Linked DNA regions of Homo sapiens: regions 1 and 3 are each linked to region 2. A link is a contact called in ENCODE Hi-C data. All regions are on one chromosome and are shown on one strand. Each heading gives the region's core, a stretch centred on a gene start or an enhancer-like site at or near the end of the contact. The rest is flanking DNA. Distances are from core to core; before and after follow the strand shown.

Region 1 (2,938 bases), core at 315-2,814, 690 kb after region 2:
TCCCCAACCAAAAGACATGAAGTGGCTGAATATAATGAATTAAAAAAAAGATTCAACTATATGCCGCACAAGAGACATTTTATTAAAATCTGGAAATCAATGGCAAAAGAAAAGGTGGAAAATTCACAAATATGTGGAAATTAAACAACACACTCTTGAACAATCAATGAGTCAAAGAAGACATCAAAAGGAAAATTAGAAAATATCTTGAGACACGCCGGGAATGGTGGATCACACCAGTAATCCCAGCACTTTTTGGAAAGCTGAGGCAGGAGGATCACTTGAGGCCAGGAGTTTGAGACCAGCCTGGGCAACATAGTGAGAACCTGTCTCTACGAAAAAAAGAAAAAAGAAGGGAAACAACAGGCCGGGCGCGGTGGCTCACGCCTGTAATCTCAGCACTTTGGGAGGCCGAGAAGGACGGATCACCTTAAGTCTGGAGTTCGAGACCTGCCTGGCCAACAAGGTGAAACCCCATCTCTACAAAAATACAAAAATTAGCCAGGCATGATGGCGATGCCTGTAATCCCAGCTACCTGGGAGGCTGAGGCGGAAGAATCGCTTGAACCCGGTAGGTGGAGGTTGCAGTGAGCCAAGTTCGTGCCATTGCACTCCAGCCTGGGCGACAAGAGCAAAACTCCGTCTCAAAAAAAAAAAAGGAAAACAACAAAAAACAAACAAAAAGGAAATATCCTGAGACAAACTAAAACCCAACATATACAAAATTATGAGATGCGACAAAAGCTGTACTAAGAAGGAAGTTTATAGTGTAAACGCCTACATCAAAAAAGAATAAAGATCGAGTCCCTGGGTCTGCAGGAAAAAAAAAAAAGAATAAAGATAGGGATGGGGGTAGGAGGGGAAGATAGAGGCAAAGTTAGTTACTTTATAACAGCAGGCTAGGAAAAAAGAATAATAAGTTCCAGTGTTCTATTACATATTAGAGTGACTACAGCTAATAACACTGTACTGTATATGTCAAGATGCTAGAAAAAGATCTTGAAAAGTTATTACCGTAAATAAATGATAAAGATTTGAGGTGATGGACATGCTAACTACGCTGATTTGATTATTCGATGTACACATGTATTAAAACATTATACTGTACCCCCATAAACACGTACAATTATATGTCAATTATAAACAAACAAAAAGCTGAAGATACTATGTGAAACCACGAAAAGCATTAAAGACTAAAGAACGGGGAGAAGGGGAGCCCAGGGAAGTTGGGCTAATCCCGCCTGGGACGTAGGTGAGAGGCGAATTGGGTCTTGGACGATGACTGATCGTTTAAGCAGATATTTCCAGACCGGCACACAGTAGGCTCACCAAAGAATGGAAGCGACCTTTATTTCCTGAGTTGCAGGATCGGCCTCTCCCTGGGCCTGCCCTTGCCCTGCGCTATCGGGCAGACGAACTCTCCCCAAGATAGAGACCACAGAGGAAGACAAAGGGTAATCCCCGCTGCCGCCCGCCCCGGACGCTAGAACGTTCTCTCTCCTCACCAGCGACGAAGTCGAGAACACTGTAGACACCGCCATTTTCCCCACCTGCACCGGAAACCGGCTGCGCGGGCACTTCCGGGAACTCCTAGCCGCCCGGCCAGCCGACCACGGCAGCCACGGAGGAGCTGAGCCGGAAGGTGCGTCCCTGCGCATGCCGGAAGTGGCGGTGCGTGTGACGCCGGCGGCGGGGGGGGCGGGACCTGGGGCGGAGAGCGGTTCGCGCGCTTCGGGCCTAGTCCGGACTCGCCGCCGCCGCCGCCATATTCCCGGTAACGGGGGCGCGCGGTCGGGGGCAGGTTGGGCCGGAAGAGGGGTCCGGGCCGGCACTGAGGCGGGAAGGGGGTCGGTTGAGATGGGACGGCCGGAGTCTGCGGGCGGAGGGAGTCGCGGGCCTTTTGAGGGAGGAGGCAGAGCGCGCCGGGCCGGGTTTGTCGGGAGGGAGCGGGGCGGGCCTAGCTGGGGGCGAAGAGTAGGCCTGGGTTGGGGGCAGAGGCGGCTGGAGCTGCTTGACACCTGGGGGCTCTGGCCGGAGCCGCCTTGGGGGCTAGGCAGGTGCAGCGGATAGGGGCTGCGGGCTTCGCCGCGGTCATTCTTCGCAACGCCGTCCTAGGGCCACTAGGACCCGAGGGTGGGACTTTTCCGTCGCGCCATAGGCAGCTGCGGCGCAGACGCGGCGCTACCCGGGTCGGGCCCGAGGGTGATGGGCAGCGACCCCCGGCGGCCTGGGAGAGCGGTGGGCGGCGCGAGGCCGGGGGCGGGGCGGAGCGGGTGGGGCCGAGCTGGGGCCGCCAGGATGCTGCGTCTCTGGAGATGGGAGGTTAGCAATCATTACCCTCTTCCCAGCCCAGGACCCTCGTGCCTTCTAATTCTTGCATTTTTCCGAATCCCGCAGTGGCATCTTCCTTACTTTGTCCATCCTCCGGACTCGCGATCTTCCTTCCGGAGCCATGTCAGAAGGAGTGGACTTGATTGATATATATGCTGACGAGGAGTTCAACCAGGTGAGGTGTCATCAGGAGCTTTGGGATTTTCCTTGATCATCTGAGGAATCATTTTCAGCAAACTGGCAGTGGTTTCAAGCTGTACCAGTCCTAGGCTTGAACACGCGTCTATCCGGTCTAAAATTTTTCTCCTGCAGAAACTTTAAAGACTACACTCCATTCCTCTTTATGTTAATTTGAAGCTCCAGGCTTAATTTTAAAGGCTTTGATTTAAGAGCAAATAAAAAGCAGGTGTAATAGAATGGTGAATCAACCTGTGGAATTTACTCCCCAGGAAGCCAAAGGTGGGTGTCAGACTAACCACACTTAAAAATCAAAAGTACATTTGCTACGGTATTCATGAGGACAGTGTTGATACCGGTTCCTTTACATTCTCAACCTGCAGCTGGAGAAGTGTAGTCCCCTCCATCGTGACAGTGCAAAAGCAAAGTA
Region 2 (2,751 bases), core at 213-2,712:
TTCTGCACCCAGACCACAGCCCTGGCAAAGCGCAGGACCTCAGGCCAGAAAAGAGAAAACTGTTTAAGGAAGCCAAAGGTTTGCAGAGAAAAGCAACAACTGGCTAACTTTTTAAAAAGTATTTGTTCAAATGGGCAACGTGGATGAGAGCTTCTTTCACAAAGTCCATGAAAGCAATTGGACTTCTTTCACGGGGAGGTTTGCTTCTAGCAGACCTTAGCGCAACGATTTAAAAAGGGTTACCGTAAGTTAAAACAGAGGTGACCCTGAAAAAGAAGGAATCAGTGTACCAAGAATCAGGCTCCTGGAAGAGCAGCAAAAATCTCTTCTTCAACCCATGTAAGCACCTGCACACAGATAAAGAGCACTCAACACCTCACCGAGGAAGACACTCTCCAGTCTTCCTCCTCTCCAACACTTCTTCCACACCATACACCAGACTGAAGGCCCCATCGTCCTCCTCTATGACTCCTGTCCTTTTCAGGGTGCTGTAAGTTGGGCGCCTACCACACCTCTGTGCAGAAAGCGCATAGCAGCTGCTCCCATTTACTGAGTCATACTCCATGCCCGAGTCAGACATCATCTCATTTAATTCTCACCACAACCTTGAGGATACGCATGGGCAGATGAGGAAATTGAGGCAAAGAGAAGTCAAAATCAGCCGGTAAATCAGGGGCATAAATAGAACCGTGCCCTTAACCACGGGCTATACCGCCTTTAAACCGTGCCCTTAACCACTGGCTATACCGCCTTCTAGATATCAACTTCTGAAAGGCAGGTGCCCAGTCTTGGCTCTGGGCAACCCCGCGAGCAACCCATGTTAGCTGAATGAGACTGAACCGCTGACAGCGAACAGGCTTGGGGAGTGACAAGGGGCGGCCCAGCCTCCGGAAATGGTCAGTTTAAAATGCTGCTCAGCTGGGGGCGGGGGCGTTGAGAGAGGGGTTTAACTGCACAGAAATGCCATCTGGCATCATTCCGCCAAACAACCGGGTTGGTTTCGGGCTTCCTGCGCGTCCAAGTCAACACTAATCCTCACAGGCACAAGGTGCCAAGCAGCCGGGAGCGGAGGGAACGGGGCTATGCTCTAGGAAGCTGAGGGCCTAGGTGGAAAGGGTGGGAGGCATCTCGGGCCCGAGAACCAAGGCAGGCGACCTCGCCACTTGGAAGAGGTGACCCTCATATGCCCAGGTAGCCAGGGGCTGGGGTGGGGAGTCACGACCCTGGTCCGGAGTCGACAGGGACGGAGCAGAGGACCGGGGAAAAAATCGCGAACCACCCCCCAATCCCCACGCCCACGCGCACTCACTCGACTGCGCCACGTCCCCTGAAGGCTGCTCCGATCCAAGTCCGGTGGTATCCCTAGGTAAGGCCCCGCTTGCCCAGACCCACTTGGCTCCGGGCCTTCGGGACTCACCGCACGGGAGGAGCAACCAGGCGGCGCAGCGCGGGCGAAAACTATGATTTTCAAAACTGAAGGCTCAGCCAATCCTCGGCAAGTTTGTCCGGGCGGTTGCAAAATTTTAAGCCAATCAAATAACAGGAAGTACCAGTCAGCCCTCCTATTGGCCATATCCACTAGCAATCTGCGGGACTAAGAGGCGGGGAAAGGAAGCGAAAGACTTTAAGCCCCCTCAGCTTCCGGGTGCTGCGGCCGCGGCCGAGAGAGGAAGTAGATCCCCGCCTGGGAGGAGCCCGCAGACCTGGAACTACGAGTCCCGGCGAGCACTGCGAAGGCCACGCGCGGCTTTCTTTCTTCTCCAAGCACGGTGGCAGTCTTCTGATCTCTGCTGCTTTTTTTTCCTCATAAAAACATGTATGTATATACTTACATTGCTGAAAGACCAGCTTTTTAATGTAACAAATTATCTAGGTACAGAAGTCATAGGTTCCTCTTCCCATGAGAAAAACATTCCTCAAAATACAAACCAAACAGCATCCCAGAGGGAGTAAAATTTCATTGTACTGAAACATATACAAATTAAGGCTACCTTGGTATATAAACAATTTAGAAATTATGATGGAATAGTTCCACCAAATCATTTACGTATAGGAATTCATGCCATTTTTTAAAGAATTGGTAGTGGGGCTCAATTCAAACAATATTATGCATCCTTACATTCAACTTAATACACTTAGCAGCTATAAGGAGTGTAACTGTAACCCCACTTCCTGAAATCTCAGGAGTAATGTTAAAAATCCAAACCCATCAAAGGCCAGGGTGTTACGGTATTTGGCTCATGAATCGAAAAGCCTAATCATTTCAATTTAATCTTTACAAGTAGAACAAGATCCAAACATGGGACGTTTTCTTATTTTTCTTTGCTTTTGTGGTTGTAATGCCCTTTTGGTTTTCTGAGCAAGCTGAATACATCTGATAAATACTACCATTGGACAAAGGATCTAAACATTGAGATGTTTTACTAAATCAAGGTTTCAAGTTGGCACAATGTTTTTACTAAGTCATATTTCAATTAGTTCATCTTTCCAATATGGAGGCGGGGGGGGAAAGACAAGGACTAATATGTCCTATAAAGAATCTCTGGCCGGCGAGATCCCGCCACTGCACTCCAGCCTGGGCGACAGAGCGAGACTCCGTCTCAAAAAAAAAAAAAAAAAAAAAAAAGAATCTCTGGCCGGGCGCGGTGGCTCACGCCTGCAATCCTAGCACTTTGGGAGGCCGAGGCGGGTGGATTGCCTGAGCTCAGGAGTTCGAGACCAGCCTGGGCAACACAGTGGAACCCTGTCTCT
Region 3 (2,700 bases), core at 87-2,586, 540 kb after region 2:
TTCCACACTGTGGGCAGGTGGAGGTGTGGCTGGGCATGAGTAGTGCAGTATAAAGCCAGCAAAAGTGGATTTCTCAGGGTGGAAATAATAATCCTTGACTCTAGGAAGCCTGGCTCACCTGCAAACTGCATTCTCAGCACAGGGGAGGGCAGGATGCTGCCACAGACCCAGGGATTTTGCCCTCTTACCTGACCCATCAGTGAAGGGTAGGGGCAGCACCTGTATTGTGGGGAGCGTCAGTGTATGTGTCTCTTTGTGTGGGCAGCATGTCTGTGTGGGTGTGTGTGTGGGGGGCATCATGTCTGTGTGTGTGTGTGTGTGTGTGTATGTAGGTGATTACGTGTGTAGGTGTGTGCAGGGAGGTCTCTGTGCCTACCATACCACTAATGGTTCATTTCTGGGTTTTTCTTATCCTTAGGAGACAGGTCTCTTCTCCTCCCTGCCCCAGAATCAAATCATCCAAATTCTGTAGAGAAATGAGTGTTCACCTGATTTAGACTGTGCTGAGCCGGCAGAGAGGCAGAGGGGACCAAGAGAGGTCCAGGGTTGGAAGGAGAAGGAGGGATTTCCTTCCTACCCTCCGAAGTGCTAGGGTCAAGGAATAGAGGGGAGGATCAGAGGAGGAGCTGCTGCTATAGAGGGATAGCCAGAGGCTGAAAAGTCTATTTTCTTCTTTCGTGGGGCTGGGTTAGGTGAGGAGGGTCACTAGGCCAAACCTCCTACCGAGGGCAGGGATCTTAGCCCTTTCGGCTCCACCTGTGTGCGAGCTTGCAGAAAGACCGGACTGGCGGACCCAGGCTCAGCGCTGCCAAAAATTCCACTCCTGGTTTTTGCACACACCAGTCCGTCTGCCCCGGACCGCCGCGGTGTTGAGTCCGGAGCTGACGCCCTCGAGCCGCCAGCAAGCGGAAAACCCGGAGTGGATCTCCACGCCTTTTGGATCGGAGCCAAAGGGCACCTCGGAGGAGGTGGCCGGCTCTGCGGCCCTGCCCGGTGCCAGGCCGCGGCCATCGGGGGAGCACGGGCTGGGGGTGGGTCGCGCAGCGGAGCCGGATCCCCTGGCCGGACGAGCCCGGCCGTGGGGCTCGGCGGCCCTCCCCGCGGGGACTGCGAGGCGGGCGGGGCGCGGGGCGGCGGCCGTGCCCTCGGGGCGGCTTCGGGCGGCGGCGGGCGCGGGTGCAGTGCGGCGCGCGGCCGGCAGCGGGCGCAGGCGGTGGCTGTGGCCGCGGCGTTCGGCGGCTGGCGGGCGGCGCCGGCGGTGCCCCGGGCGCGCTCACACACGCGCTCACACACACACATACACACGGCCTCGTACACACACACACGCTCCGGCGCGCACACGCGGCGCGCAGGCCGGAGGGAGGCGGCTCGGCGCTGTTCGGCGGCGGCGGCAGCGTGCTCCGCGGGCGGGCGGGAGGGCTGGCGGGCGGCCCCCGCTCCCCGGCTCCGCGGCTAGGTGCAGCCCGCTCGGCCCCCGCCCTCGGACCCGCCCCCGGGGGTCGCCCGGCCCCATGCCCAGCGGCGGCGGCGGAGCAGCGCGCGGCCGCGGGCGGCTCTGAGGAGCCCGGAGGGAACCGGCGACGAGGGGACCATGTACCGGGACCCGGAGGCGGCCAGCCCAGGTAAGCGCGGCCCCGGCGGGCTGGGGCGCCCCGCACCGGCGGGCAGGACAGCGGCAGCGCCGGACGCCGTCTCGGAGCCCCAGCCTGGGGCTGTTGTCCGCCCGGAGCCGCACGGGCTCCCCCAGGGGTCATCCCAGCCCCGGGGGCGCGGGATCGAGCGGCAGCGGCTCGGACCCCGGTCCCCCGCAGTCTGGACACTGCCAGGCTGGATGTCTGGGACCGGCTTCGCAGTGTCCCCACAAGGACCTCTCCCCCACCCCTCAACAGCCCAAGGACAACGTGTGTGGCGGAGCGAGGAGCCGCTGCCCCTGTGGGAGCCGGGCAGTGCCCTCAGAGGCACCCGAGGCTCCCCAGCACCGGTGCCCCGGGGGTGCCAGCGCTGGCGGACCCCAGGGCGAGGATCCCGGCAGCTCTTGGCCAAGGTTGCGGGCACAGGGGAGCGGAGTGGCATCGCAGTGCCAACTGTGAATTGAGAGGGTGCCAGGGGGCAAGTGGGAATCTGGTGCGGCAGCTGGGCAGGGAGGTTCTGGGGGGTGGGGAACTGCAGGGGCGTTGATGGGTGAGACGGGGGTGCCTGAAGGGAAAGAGAGCAGGGGCTCATGAGAATGGGGGTGCCAAGAGAATGTTCTCCTAGGTTTGGGGAGGGGGAAGCAAACAACCCCAAACTCTCTCCCGTCCTGGGGTGGGGGAGGGCCGAACTCCTTTGCCTTCTGCTTCGCCCGCCAGGGGAGTGGCCTGGGAGCCCACTGTCTGCTTGGTATCCTCTAAGCCAAAGCCGAAGAATCTTCCCGTCTTCCTCGGAAATTGCTCTGCCATTTCCTCCTTGGCTCCTGATGCCTCCTCACCCAGTGCCCACCTGTAGGCAGGTCCCCTGCAGCTCCTGCCCAGGCTCCATCCCCGCTCCCACCTGGGGTGCTCCACCCAGTCCCAGCACCCCCAGTCTGCCAGTTCTGGCATCAGGGTCTGTTTCTGGGCTTCTCTCTGATGCTAAAAGCACGACTCCCCAGCCCAGGATGTGCTCCCAAACGAAGAGCCTCCAGGCTCCCTCCTGCCAGCCTCCTGGGGGCGGCGGTGCTGT

What was found. Hi-C counts contacts between places; a loop is a spot of excess contacts on that map. Pooled maps may share reads with other maps.
Region 1: a loop to region 2 is called in a map of CD8-positive, alpha-beta T cell, with 8 times the contacts of the local background. The contact joins the promoter of SDHAF2 here to the promoter of INCENP in region 2. A Hi-C loop is called at or near these places in 4 of 168 maps with a recorded cell type or tissue (CD4-positive, alpha-beta T cell, CD8-positive, alpha-beta T cell and naive thymus-derived CD4-positive, alpha-beta T cell), 3 of 37 single-sample maps with no recorded cell type and 13 of 50 pooled maps.
Region 3: a map of CD4-positive, alpha-beta T cell shows a loop between it and region 2 (2.8-fold over the local background). The contact joins the promoter of SYT7 here to the promoter of INCENP in region 2. A Hi-C loop is called at or near these places in 2 of 168 maps with a recorded cell type or tissue (CD4-positive, alpha-beta T cell and CD4-positive, alpha-beta memory T cell) and 8 of 50 pooled maps.

What each region holds. Positions count from the first base shown.
Region 1 is chr11:61,428,750-61,431,687 of GRCh38, reverse strand. SDHAF2 (succinate dehydrogenase complex assembly factor 2) reads right to left here and starts at 1,564. Exons shown (of 4, transcript NM_017841.4): 1 at 1,506-1,564. The coding sequence starts at 1,541. CPSF7 (cleavage and polyadenylation specific factor 7) reads left to right here and starts at 1,713. Exons shown (of 10, transcript NM_001142565.3): 1 at 1,713-1,774; 2 at 2,398-2,506. The coding sequence starts at 2,453. RefSeq lists enhancers at 1,434-1,493, 1,850-2,498 and silencers at 1,440-1,775, 1,634-1,803, 1,914-2,343.
Region 2 is chr11:62,122,722-62,125,472 of GRCh38, reverse strand. It overlaps INCENP (inner centromere protein), which reads right to left and starts at 1,462. Exons shown (of 19, transcript NM_001040694.2): 1 at 1,310-1,462. LOC124902681 (a long non-coding RNA gene) reads left to right here and starts at 1,762. Exons shown (of 2, transcript XR_007062697.1): 1 at 1,762-1,816. RefSeq lists enhancers at 591-1,172, 1,162-1,231, 1,762-1,851.
Region 3 is chr11:61,579,712-61,582,411 of GRCh38, reverse strand. It overlaps SYT7 (synaptotagmin 7), which reads left to right and starts at 1,336. Exons shown (of 13, transcript NM_001365809.2): 1 at 1,336-1,622. The coding sequence starts at 1,592. It overlaps LOC105369331 (a long non-coding RNA gene), which reads left to right. Exons shown (of 5, transcript XR_950166.3): 5 at 419-1,006. RefSeq lists silencers at 886-1,045, 1,056-1,205, 1,226-1,315.